Regions from separate parts of the Homo sapiens genome. Here all the other regions are linked to region 2. Evidence: chromatin contacts called from ENCODE Hi-C or POLR2A ChIA-PET data. All regions are on one chromosome and are shown on one strand. Each heading gives the region's core, a stretch centred on a gene start or an enhancer-like site at or near the end of the contact. The rest is flanking DNA. Distances are from core to core; before and after follow the strand shown.

Region 1 (3,598 bases), core at 169-2,668, 110 kb after region 2:
GAAGCAGATGCATTCAATCTGAAATCTGAAAATCTTATATCAAATCTTGGCTCCACTTTGAGTAATGTATTAAAGTCAGATGAGCTTTCCTTCTCTCTTCTGTCAATAGAATTACCTTCCTATGATAAGACTTGGTGGGGGAATTAAGGAGGTAAAGTAATTTACTTAAACATACTTCAACAACCAACAATGATTATCATGCAACCAATGCAACCAAAACTCTTTCTTTGCACTTTTTTCTTTTCTTTTTTCTTTTTTTTTGAAACAGAGTCTCACTCTGTTGCCCAGGCTGGAGTGCAGCGGCGCAATCTCAGCTCACTGCAACCTCTGCCCCTGAGTTCAAGCAATTCTGCCGCCTCAGCCTCCCAAGTAGCTGGTGCCTGCCACCACACCCAGCTAATTTTTGTATTTTTCGTAGAGATGGGGTTTCATCATGTTGGCCAGGCTGGTCTTGAACTCCTGACCGCAGGTGATCTGCCTGCCTAGGCCTCCCAAAGTGCTGGGTTACAGGCGTGAGCCACCGTGCCCAGCCTCTTTGCACTACTTGAGGACCATCAAAGGCAATCGCACTCATGACTCTCAGTCTTACTTTATTGCATTCCATTTCCCCTCCCCTCAGCTTCATTTACACCCAGAGCCTCCTCCCAAGTGTCTCTCACTCTCCAAGTGCCACTTCTTACAGGAAGTTACTCAACACACAGTAGCTAGTGTTTGTGTCTATATTTTCGACAGCAACTGACACAGAGCCTACCACATAATGAGAGCTCCACAAACATTTGTGAAATTGAATGGAGTTTTATCAGAATACAGAGATCTTACTACAAAAAAACTAGAGTAAATAACTTTTTCTTCTAAAAAAAAAGTTCAACCTCAGTTACCTCTCTCATTGCTAACCTCATTCCCTCCCCCTTGTAGCCACCATCACCACCCCAGGGCAGAAAGGGCATCTGGAACATGATGTGGCATTTCCTTCAGCATCCCTACCCCCACCATTAGCTTAATTTGTTAGGACAGTGACCAGGGAGTGACTGCAATCAAAGGGAGGGTGCTGTGTGCTTCTCTCCAGCTCTGAAGTGCGGCTAACTCTCCTTAGGATGTAATCAGAGATTCTTCTTCAGAAGTCCTTGGCGTACTTTTCCTAGCTCACCACAACTATTTCTTCAGTTCACGTCCAAGAGGAATGGGATCATGTTGTATAAATTAAACATTTTGCTTCTCCTCTATCAACCCAGATCCATATTTATATCCACTATTGCTGTTCTGATGATGGAAGATTCCCATCATTGCTTCTTTGGTTCACACTCCAGCAGCAGAGTCATGCGTCTCACAGTCTCTAAGGCCACTATAGTAGTTACTGGATTAACAGTAACATCAAAAAAGAAGGAAAAGGAAAGAAGCAAGGCAGGAAGGGAGGAAGGGAGGGAGGAAAGGGAGGGAAGGAGTGAAAGAGGAAGTGAGAAAGGAAGAGGGGGGAGGGAGGAAGGAAGGAAGGGAGCTTATTCAGCTTATTGTCAAGTTCAAGAGAGGCTCATATTTCTTTATATATAGTAGTAATATTTTCAGAACCAAAAATGAGGATATAGCCTGATGAATGACATTTTCTGATTTTTAATTATACAATTCATAAAGTAATTAAAATTTTGCTAAATTTACTTGAAAACATGTATTAATTAGCCTTTATTGGAAAGAAAGCAATTTAATGTAATCATGTTTATCTGAAAAATTCATGAGATTAGATTATTTTGCTTATGTGGATTGGTTGAAGTGGCAATGGACATAATTCTTAAAGCAGCACAATTTTCCCTAATCAGTTTCTATTCCTGTGACTCTATCTTATGCTTTCTTATGAAATTGAAATGGCATCGAATCTACTTAAACACATTTCAAGAACCAACCATATTAATGCTGCAGTGAGCCATGATTGTGTCACTGTACTTCAGCTTCAGTGACAGAACAAGGTCCTGTCTCAAAAAAAAAAAAAAAAAAAAAACAGCAATAATTATAATGCAACCAAAACTCTTTCTTTGCATTTTTAAAGGATCATCAGAGGTGATCATAACTCTCTACCCTACTTCACCACATTTAGTTGAAGTAGGAGACCACTGGCAGGACTTATTTCTTGGTCCCCATGGTAAAGTAAAGAAACTGGCAGGAACCAGCAGATGGCCAGAAAAGTGATCCCTAGCTGCTCATTAGCATAAGACACTCCTACCAGCACCATGACAGTTCACAAATGCCATGACAACCACCCAGAAGTTACTGCCCCTTTCCTAGAAAGTTATGAATAACCTGCCCCTAAATTTGCATTAGCCCACCTCTTAATTTGCATATAATTGAAAGTGGATATAAATAGAGTTGCCAACAGTCCATAGCTGCCAACTTTGGTTGCCCTGACTGTAAGTTAGCCCTGCTTATCAAGGAGCAGTGCCATTCAACAAAAAATTGCTAATACCACTGGCTCACTCTTGAATTCCTTCCTAGGCAAAGCCAAGAACCCTCTCGGGCTAAGCCCCAATTTGGGGGCTCATCTATCCTGCAACACCTTTGCGCCTCCCTCCAATTTATTTACACCCAGAATCTACTCCCAAGCATCACTCTGTCTCAAATTCCACCTAAACTCTCCCAACATGCTTCTCTGTTTTATTATGCAGATTGACTTTTCAGACCCTTTCCCAATAAGCATAGAGTGATAAAGTGAGAGAAACTCAATGAGAAATTACAGGATTTGCTTCACTGGGTGCATAAAGTGGGAAAAGACTAGAATACTTCCATACTGATCATTTTTTGGCCTATCAAGTATTGTTTTATGCAATTCAACTTTTCACCTCCCAGAAACTTTTCTCAAAATTTTATGCATAGCTTTATAATTTAGTTACGTATTAAACTTGGGTCATCTCTTCCTTCTAAACTTAGAAAAGGAATATAACTGACTAATTAATGTTAAAGGTTTCCATAGACAAATAATCCAGTGGAACAAAAGAGAAAATCCAAAAACAGAGCCACATATATATGACCACTTGATTTGCAACAAAGATGCACTGCAATTCAATGGGAGAAAGAATGGCTTTTTCAGGCCAGGCGCGGTGGCTCATGCCTGTAATCCCAGCACTCTGGGAGGCCGAGGTGGGTGGATCACGAGGTCAGGAGATCGAGACCATCCTGGCTAACATGGTGAAACCCCATGTCTACTAAAAATACAAAAAATTAGCCGGGTGTGGTGGCGGGTGCCTATAGTCCCAGCTACTCGGGAGGCTGAGGCAGGAGAATGGCGTGAACCTGGGAGCTTGCAGTGAGCCGAGATCAGCCACTGCACTCCAGCCTGGGGGACAGAGCGAGACTCCGTCTCAAAAAAAAAACAACAACAACAACAAAAAGAGTGGCTTTTTCAAACAAAAGGTACTTGGGCATTTTTATATCCATGTGGAAAAGACCTGAACATTGACCGTCACCTCACACCATACACAAAAATAAATTTGAGGTGGATCACAGACCTAAATGTGAAACTTAATAAAGCTTTTTAAAAGAGCACAGAGGAGAATACCATAATGATTTGAACAAAGATTATTTAAACAGGACATGAGAAGCACTAGCCAAAAAG
Region 2 (3,502 bases), core at 8-2,507:
TCACTCCTCCATCTTCTAAGCCAGCAATGTCAGGCTGAGCCTTCCTCATGCTGCCGCCTTTCTGATTCTTTCTCTCCTGCCTCTCTCTTATAAGGAACATTGTGATGACATTGGACCCACCCAGATGATCCCAGATAGTCTCACCATCTCAAGGTCAGCTGATTATCAACCTTAATTCAGTCTGGAACCTCAAGTCTCCCATTGCCATGTGACATAACATAGTCACAGGTTCCAAGGATTAGGATGTAGATATCTTTGGGGGGCTATTATTCTCCCTATCACAAAAGGGAACACCAGAGTCTTCAGTTTAGCAATCTTCAAGGAATGTTGACAAAGCAAGAATCTGAGGCTTTGAGAATGTAGGTAATTTTCCCGAAGACATTCTGCAAGTAGGAGATAGAGCTGGAACATGACCAGATCTGTCTGCCAAGTAAGCCCAGGCTCATCCTCCACACGCTGCCCCCATCAGGAGGCAACCTGGCCCCTTCTACTGAATCTCTACATCAGATGGAGCCTGCATATGACTCAGCAGAAACCTCAGAGGAAATTCTGCTTCCTTCAGGAATTTCAGGGCATGGTGGTGATTGGAAAGAGTCAGGACAGTTGGCCTTTACTTCATATTGCATCACAACCACTAAGTGGCTTTGGGAAGTTTGCTAAAACTTTCAGGTTCTAAGGATCCTCGGCTGTGAAACCAGGAACTTGGACTAGATGGTGTCTAAGACATCTTTCAGTTCTAAAATTCTATAATTGAATGGTCTTATGGGTAAAACCACTTTGCTGCAGAACAGTGCCACTCAGAGCATAGTTTGTCGACCTCTGTCAGTCCAGAGTATTCGGTACCTGTCCATGACAAGATAAGGAGCTTAAGCCAAAATGTTAACCAACTACATCAGTAAGTGCACTGTTCAGTACTGCTGCCATTTGATTTTTTGTAGCAAGGCTTTCGTGGTGAAGGAAGCAGTGTGTTGATTTACTTCCTGGCATAATCTTCTTATCTCATTGCAGATTGTTAGCAAATAGTTCCTGGATGAGATTCTGAATAATGCTGATGTAGAAAAAACATTAAAGTTCAGAGGTGAATATGTGCTTAATATCTGAAAATTTTTAGAGAATGACAGCTGGTTGTTCTTGCCTCACAGAAAGGAATAGTATCCAGTAAGTATTTGTAAAAATACAAATGATGAAACTATCTTTGGGATCTGTGATAGACTGCAGTATTTCTTCCAGATTATTTACACTCTCCCTGCAAGAAAATTATACATCCAGGTCTACTGCCATGGGCCTTCCTGTGGAATACATTTCTTCCCACTATTGACATCAGACTTGGGTCCAGGGACTTGCCTTGGTTAATGGAATGTGAGCAGATGGCTTATACCATGTCTCAGCAGAAGTTTTGGAAGTCATTCACGCCTGTAATCCCAGCACTTTGGGAGGCCAAGGCGGGCAGATCACTTGAGGTCAGGAGTTCAAGACCAGCCTGGCCAACACGGTGAAACCCTCTCTCTACTAAAAATACAAAAATTAACTGGGTGTGGTAGCGCACGCCTGTAGTCCCAGCTACTAGGGAGACTGAGGCAGAAGAATTGCTTGAACCCAGGGGGTGGGGGTTGCAGTGATCCAAGAGTGCGCTACTGCACTCCAGCCTGGGCGACAGAGCAAGACTCCATCTCAACAACAACAACAACAACAAAAATCATTGCATAGTTCAGCCATGGCTTTTTTTCTTCTCTTAAAAAATGTGGGGGCAGGGAGGGGAAGGAAGGGGGTGTCCTAGGTAGGGGTGAATCTTTCAGCCTGTAAACCAGAATGAAGAAGACATGTAGAGCAGAGCTATAGTCAACCCTAGCTGACATATATTGTAAGCAAAAAATAATCCTTTGTCATTGTCCCTGAGATTTTGGAATTGTTTGTTACTGCAACCTAACCGAACAAATGCTGGTAGAACAATTTGTATTCCTTTGGGTATATACCCAGTAATGGAATTGCTGGGTCAAATTGTAGCTCTGTTTTTAGCTCTTTGAGCAATCACCACACTGGTTTCCACAATGGTTGAACTAATTAACACTCCCACCAAGAGTATATAAGAATTCCCTTTTCTCTGCAACCTCACCAGCATCTGTTATTTTTTGACTTATTGATAATAGCCAATCTGACCAGTGTGAGATGACATCTCATTGTTGTTTTGATTCGCATTTCTCTAATTAGTAGTGCATTCTTCTTTCTATTAGTAAGTACAACAAAGTTTTTACCTCAATAGCCTCATGGCCCAGTCAGGACTGCTTTATCTCAAAAAGCAAAGCAGAAACTACAGCTATTATGAAGTCAATGACAGTAGCATTGTTTACCCCCAGGCAAATAGATTTCTTATTGCTGAGAGCATACCCACCTCCTCCAACACACACACACACACACATACAGGATATGGATTAAGTTGAATGGTTCAAGTGTTTTATGTTTTCATAGCCACACTCCACTTCCAATAACTTACAAAGTCCTGTCAGTTCTACCTCCACCTCTTACATGTCTCTCCAATGTCTCTGGTTCCACTGCCACTATTCCATTCCAGGCCATCATTATCTCTCATCTGGACAATTGTGATAATTTACTAAGTGGTATGGCCATATACATCAACTCTTCCCCCACTCTAGCTAGCTTGCTATATAATTCTACAAAAGTCAGGGCTGGGCATGGTGGCTCATGCCTGTAATCCCAGCACTTTGGGAGGCTGAGGTGGGCAGATCACGAGGTCAGGAGATCGAGACCATCCTGGCTTGATCTCCTGTCTCTACATGGTGAAAACCTGTCTCTACTAAAAATACAAAAAATTAGCCGGGCGTGATGGCGGGCACCTGTAGTCCCAGCTACTCGGGAGGCTGAGGCAGGAGAATTGTGTGAACCCAGGAAGTGGAGCTTGCAGTGAGTCGAGATCACGCCACTGCACTCCAGCCTCGATGACAGAGTGAGACTCCATCTAAAAAAAAAAACAAAAACAAAAAACAAAAAACAAAAGTCAGCTTTCCAAAATGTAAAATTAATCACATTATTGCCCTGCTTAAAACTCATTCAGTAGTCACAAAGGAGAGAAAAAAAGGAATCAAACTTTATCACTACAGAAAATGACCAAACTGCAAAAATAAACAATGAGAAGAAGTAAGGAATAAGTAATATGCAAAACAACCAGAAAACAATCTATAAAATGATAAGAGTAAGTCTTTACCTATCAATAATAACTGTGAATGTAAATGTATTAAATTACTCAGTTAAAAGACATAGGTTGGCCAAATTGAAAAAAAAGTAAGACCCAACTATATGCTGCCTACAAGACACTCACTTCACCTGTAAATACAAGCTTTATGTGAAGGGATAGAAAAAGATATGTCATGAAAATGGAAACCAAAAGCAAGGAGGAGTAGCCATGCCTATGTCAGATAAAACAAACTTTAATTCAAAAGCTATAAACAGAAACAAGGGACATTATATAATAATACAGGGATCAATT
Region 3 (3,502 bases), core at 895-3,394, 89 kb after region 2:
CATGAAGGATGGTGTGAGAACGAACAGAATTGTAGCACGTGTATCAGTCTGGTACACAATGTCCTATGAAGGTTAGCTTTATTATCACCATCATTATTATTGCAGAAAGACTTTCAGTTCAGAATAAGACAGCACAGTTACAGAGACCTGGTTTTATTTTCCAGCTTCTTAACTGAGTCATCTTTCAGCTCCTTTTAATTAAAAAGAAAAAACAATCAGAGATCTAATTGGGTATCAGGAAGATACACAATATGACTAACAGGCACTAATATTACTACACTTATAGTCTCTGGAAGGCTGGACATACTTATCCAAGAACTGCCTAAATTTTTACAATGACACACCATGCTAAATCTTCCATATTAGAAATTCCATATTTCTCTCCATACTAGAAATAATCGTTCCATATTAGAAATAAGAACGTAGATTTGGTAACAAGGGAAACTATTCAAATTTGCCAGTGCTATTATTTGTGTGCCTTCAGATGGGTGGGGAAAAAATGTGTCAGCAAGCAATGCAGCCTTTCTTTAGTTTTTTACTTATCCTCTAAAGATCATGCAAAAAAAAAAAAAAACCAACAAACGTTTACTCTTGGATGTTTAACCTTGGCTCCGACAGAATGTTCCTTGTATCAAAAAACAAGAACTCAGCCAACAATGTTTTTGTTGTTAAACGGTTGCATGAAGACTATGTCCAGTCAAATCTAACCCCTCACCCCGCTCCAAGGCTATGACCCTCAATTTTCATCAAAGTTCCTACCATCTCCCACTTTGTAAAGGCCCTAAAGAAGTTAATGAAGAAGGCAAAGTTCCTGTCCTCTGCTGTCACTCAGTAATGAGCAGTTTCATGTGGCAGTGCAGAAACTGGGGTTTGAGAAACAGAGGTGTCCTGACACTCTGGACCGGTAATCACGAAAACCCCAGCACTGCCATAAAGATGCTGTCTTAACTCGGCTCCAAACAAAGTTCTGTCGGCGGCCGGCAGTGTTTCAGTGGGCAGCAATGTGGTGATACCTTCACAGGATACTTTATAGGCTTCAAAACACTTCCCTCCCTCCAGGCCATTAACCTTCTAAACCACACAGTGGGGTATGGCTGGAGTATTCTCCCCCTGAGGCAAGGGAACTGAAGTTCAAGAAGGTTTCTTGACTTGCCAAGATCTCCCCGCTACTTTGGCTTTAAGAAACTGGGTCTAAGAAACTCAAGCTTACGGATTCTCTGTTCTCTGCGCGCTCCCACCACATCTTCAATTCAAAGATCCTTCCAAATTCCACAGAAATAACCCAGTAAGGGCAGCTCTTGAGTATACCTTTTCCTTTGAGTCTTAATTTTCACTCAAGGCGAAATAACCCCTCCTCTGAAAGTTCTCCACGTTTTCCAAGCGGACAGCATCAAGTTCGCAGGGGATCTGTATCAGTCTCAGCAGGTGGACTTCACAAGGGGCGGGTTGGGGGAACGCCCGCCTGACCGTGTCCGGCGTGGCGGGGGGTTGGGGGCGAGAAGAGTGGGGGTTGCTATGTAGGGCGCCCGGACCAAATAACACGCCGCGATTTCACACTCCAGCCTAGCTCAGTTATGTAGCCAAATGTTTTTCTGTCACCACATATCCACGACTTTGGCTGTGTTGAGGACGAAAACAGAGAAAAGACACTGATCCCAGAACACTGCGCCTGGGAGGACGCAGGGCGCAGGCTTTGTAGTCTCTGAGAATCGCCCTGCGTAAAAGTGTCCTGAGGTCCCGCTTCTGCGCCCTTCCCGGCCCAAGCCGAACACAGGGTCAACCTCACTCTACAAAGTCAACCGGATAGAAATCCGCCACCCCGCGAGGAGCCCCTTCCTACTGTCTCCAAGGGGTCCCCGACACTGCTCTGAGCGACCCTAAGATACCTGGGTGTCTCTGCTGGGCACAAACCTCTCTGGCGCCACTTCCACCATCCAACCTCTCCCGCGGCCCTCCCTTCCCTTTCTCCAACCACCCTCTCCACCCCGCGCCGCTCCCATCTCGCCCCCGGCCCCGCCAGCCTCACCCAGCCAAACCCGAGCGGTGGAACGCTGCGCTGGGTAAACGCCGCGCGTCGGGTCCTCCCTCGCGCGGCTCCGGGCAGCGTTCCGTGGCCACCGCGCTCCCGGTAACAGCAGAAAGGGGAGGGAGGAGAGCTACCGAGGAGGGGACAGCGACGCCCCGACGCCGCCACGCCCCCCGCCTCCCACACGGGGGCCACCGTAGCTCTCTAGAAGCTCCTCAGGGAAGCAAAGCGCCGTTCCCGCCGCAGGCACCGAGACGTCGCCCAGATGGAAGAAACTCTGGAGATGCGCGCTCCTACACCGGTGCCGCGGCGCCCGGGCCCAGCACCACGCACCTATGCGCGCCTCTGCCGGTCCTCCTAGAAATCCCGCCCTGCCTACCCGCGGCGCGAGACGCAACGACGCTTTCAGGGGTCAAAGACCTGGCAGAAATGACTTCCCAACCCCAGATGCCCCCAGCAGCAGTATTTAGCAGTCATACAATTGCCTGAAATGAAGAATGAGTAATCTGGATGAGTCGGCCCTGAAATCGACCTGCAACTTACCCGGAACGTGAGCTGTCTCTCTCTGACCTCTGCTGGCTGCTTCACCTGGAGTCTGAGTCCGACTCATGTAGCACTTCACTGTCCGCGTTAGTTTAGCCTTCACTGTCAGCAACTCGTCACCTTGTCCTCTTGCAGCGAAGGTTTGGAATCCCATCACGGGTGTGCAGTGGTTAGTCCTGAGATCATGGTGGTGCTAGGAGAACCTGCCAACCAATACAGAAAGTTGTCACGAATAGAAACCTAAGCTCTGGCCGGGTGCGGTGGTTCAAGCCTGTGATCCCAGCACCTACTTTGGGAGGCCAAGTCGGATGGATCACTTGAGGTTAGGAGTTCGAGACCAGCCTGGCCAACATGGTGAAAGCCTGTCTCTACTAAAAATATAAAAATTAGCCGAGCGTGGTGGCGGGTGCCTGTTATGCCGGCTACTAGGGAGGCTGAAGCAGGAGCAACCCGGGAGGCGGAGGTTGCAGTAAGCCGAGATCGCGCCATTGCACTCCAGCCTGGGCGACAGAGCAAGACTGTCAAAAAAAAAAAAAAAAAAAAACAGAAAGGAGAAGAAGGGAAGGAGGGAGGGAGGGAGGAAGGCAGGCAGGCAGGCAGGAAGGAACCCAAGGGAGGGAGGGAGGGAAGAAGGAAGGAAGGAAGGAAGGAACCTAAGCCAAGGAAGGAAGGAAGGAAGGAAAGCAAAGAAAGGAAGGAAGGAAGGGCGAAGGAAGGAAGGAATCTAAGCCAAGGAAGGAAGGAACCTAAGCCCAGGAAGGAAGGAAAGAAGGAAGGAAGGAAGGTAGAAGGAAGGAAGGAACCAAAGCCAAGGAAGGAAGGAAGGAAAGAAAAGTAGAAAGGAAGGAAGGAAGGAAGGAACCTAAGTCCCAGAAGGAAGGGAGGGAGGGATGGAGGAAGGAAGGAAGCTAAGCTCTCTCTCGCGGTGCCCTG

Evidence for each region. A loop is a pair of places that touch in the nucleus more often than their neighbours do. ChIA-PET counts read pairs that join two places held with the same protein, here RNA polymerase II (POLR2A). Pooled maps may share reads with other maps.
Region 1: a pooled map shows a loop between it and region 2 (3-fold over the local background). The contact joins the enhancer-like site here to the promoter of LINC00563 in region 2. A Hi-C loop is called at or near these places in 3 of 50 pooled maps. POLR2A ChIA-PET finds 5 or more read pairs at or near these places in 2 of 52 experiments (OCI-LY7 and activated B cell).
Region 3: a pooled map shows a loop between it and region 2 (3-fold over the local background). The contact joins the promoter of RUBCNL here to the promoter of LINC00563 in region 2. A Hi-C loop is called at or near these places in 5 of 50 pooled maps. POLR2A ChIA-PET finds 5 or more read pairs at or near these places in 4 of 52 experiments (A673, OCI-LY7, activated B cell and 1 more).

What each region holds. Positions count from the first base shown.
Region 1 is chr13:46,403,429-46,407,026 of GRCh38, forward strand. No RefSeq gene overlaps it. Among named protein-coding and RNA genes, the nearest start is that of RUBCNL, 18 kb to the left of the region's middle. Within about 2 kb of position 1,419, at least 5 of the 41 ENCODE cell types and tissues checked have a DNase peak (open chromatin) inside an H3K27ac peak, as active enhancers do; they include OCI-LY7, where a contact is called at or near this core.
Region 2 is chr13:46,296,587-46,300,088 of GRCh38, forward strand. It overlaps LINC00563 (long intergenic non-protein coding RNA 563), which reads right to left and starts at 1,258. Exons shown (of 1, transcript NR_047493.1): 1 at 1-1,258. All of the region lies in intron 2 of LOC105370194 (a long non-coding RNA gene), which reads right to left. RefSeq lists an enhancer at 1-1,045.
Region 3 is chr13:46,385,108-46,388,609 of GRCh38, forward strand. RUBCNL (rubicon like autophagy enhancer) reads right to left here and starts at 2,145. Exons shown (of 15, transcript NM_025113.5): 1 at 2,027-2,145. RefSeq lists enhancers at 1,912-2,001, 2,382-2,661, 2,692-2,791, 2,812-2,921.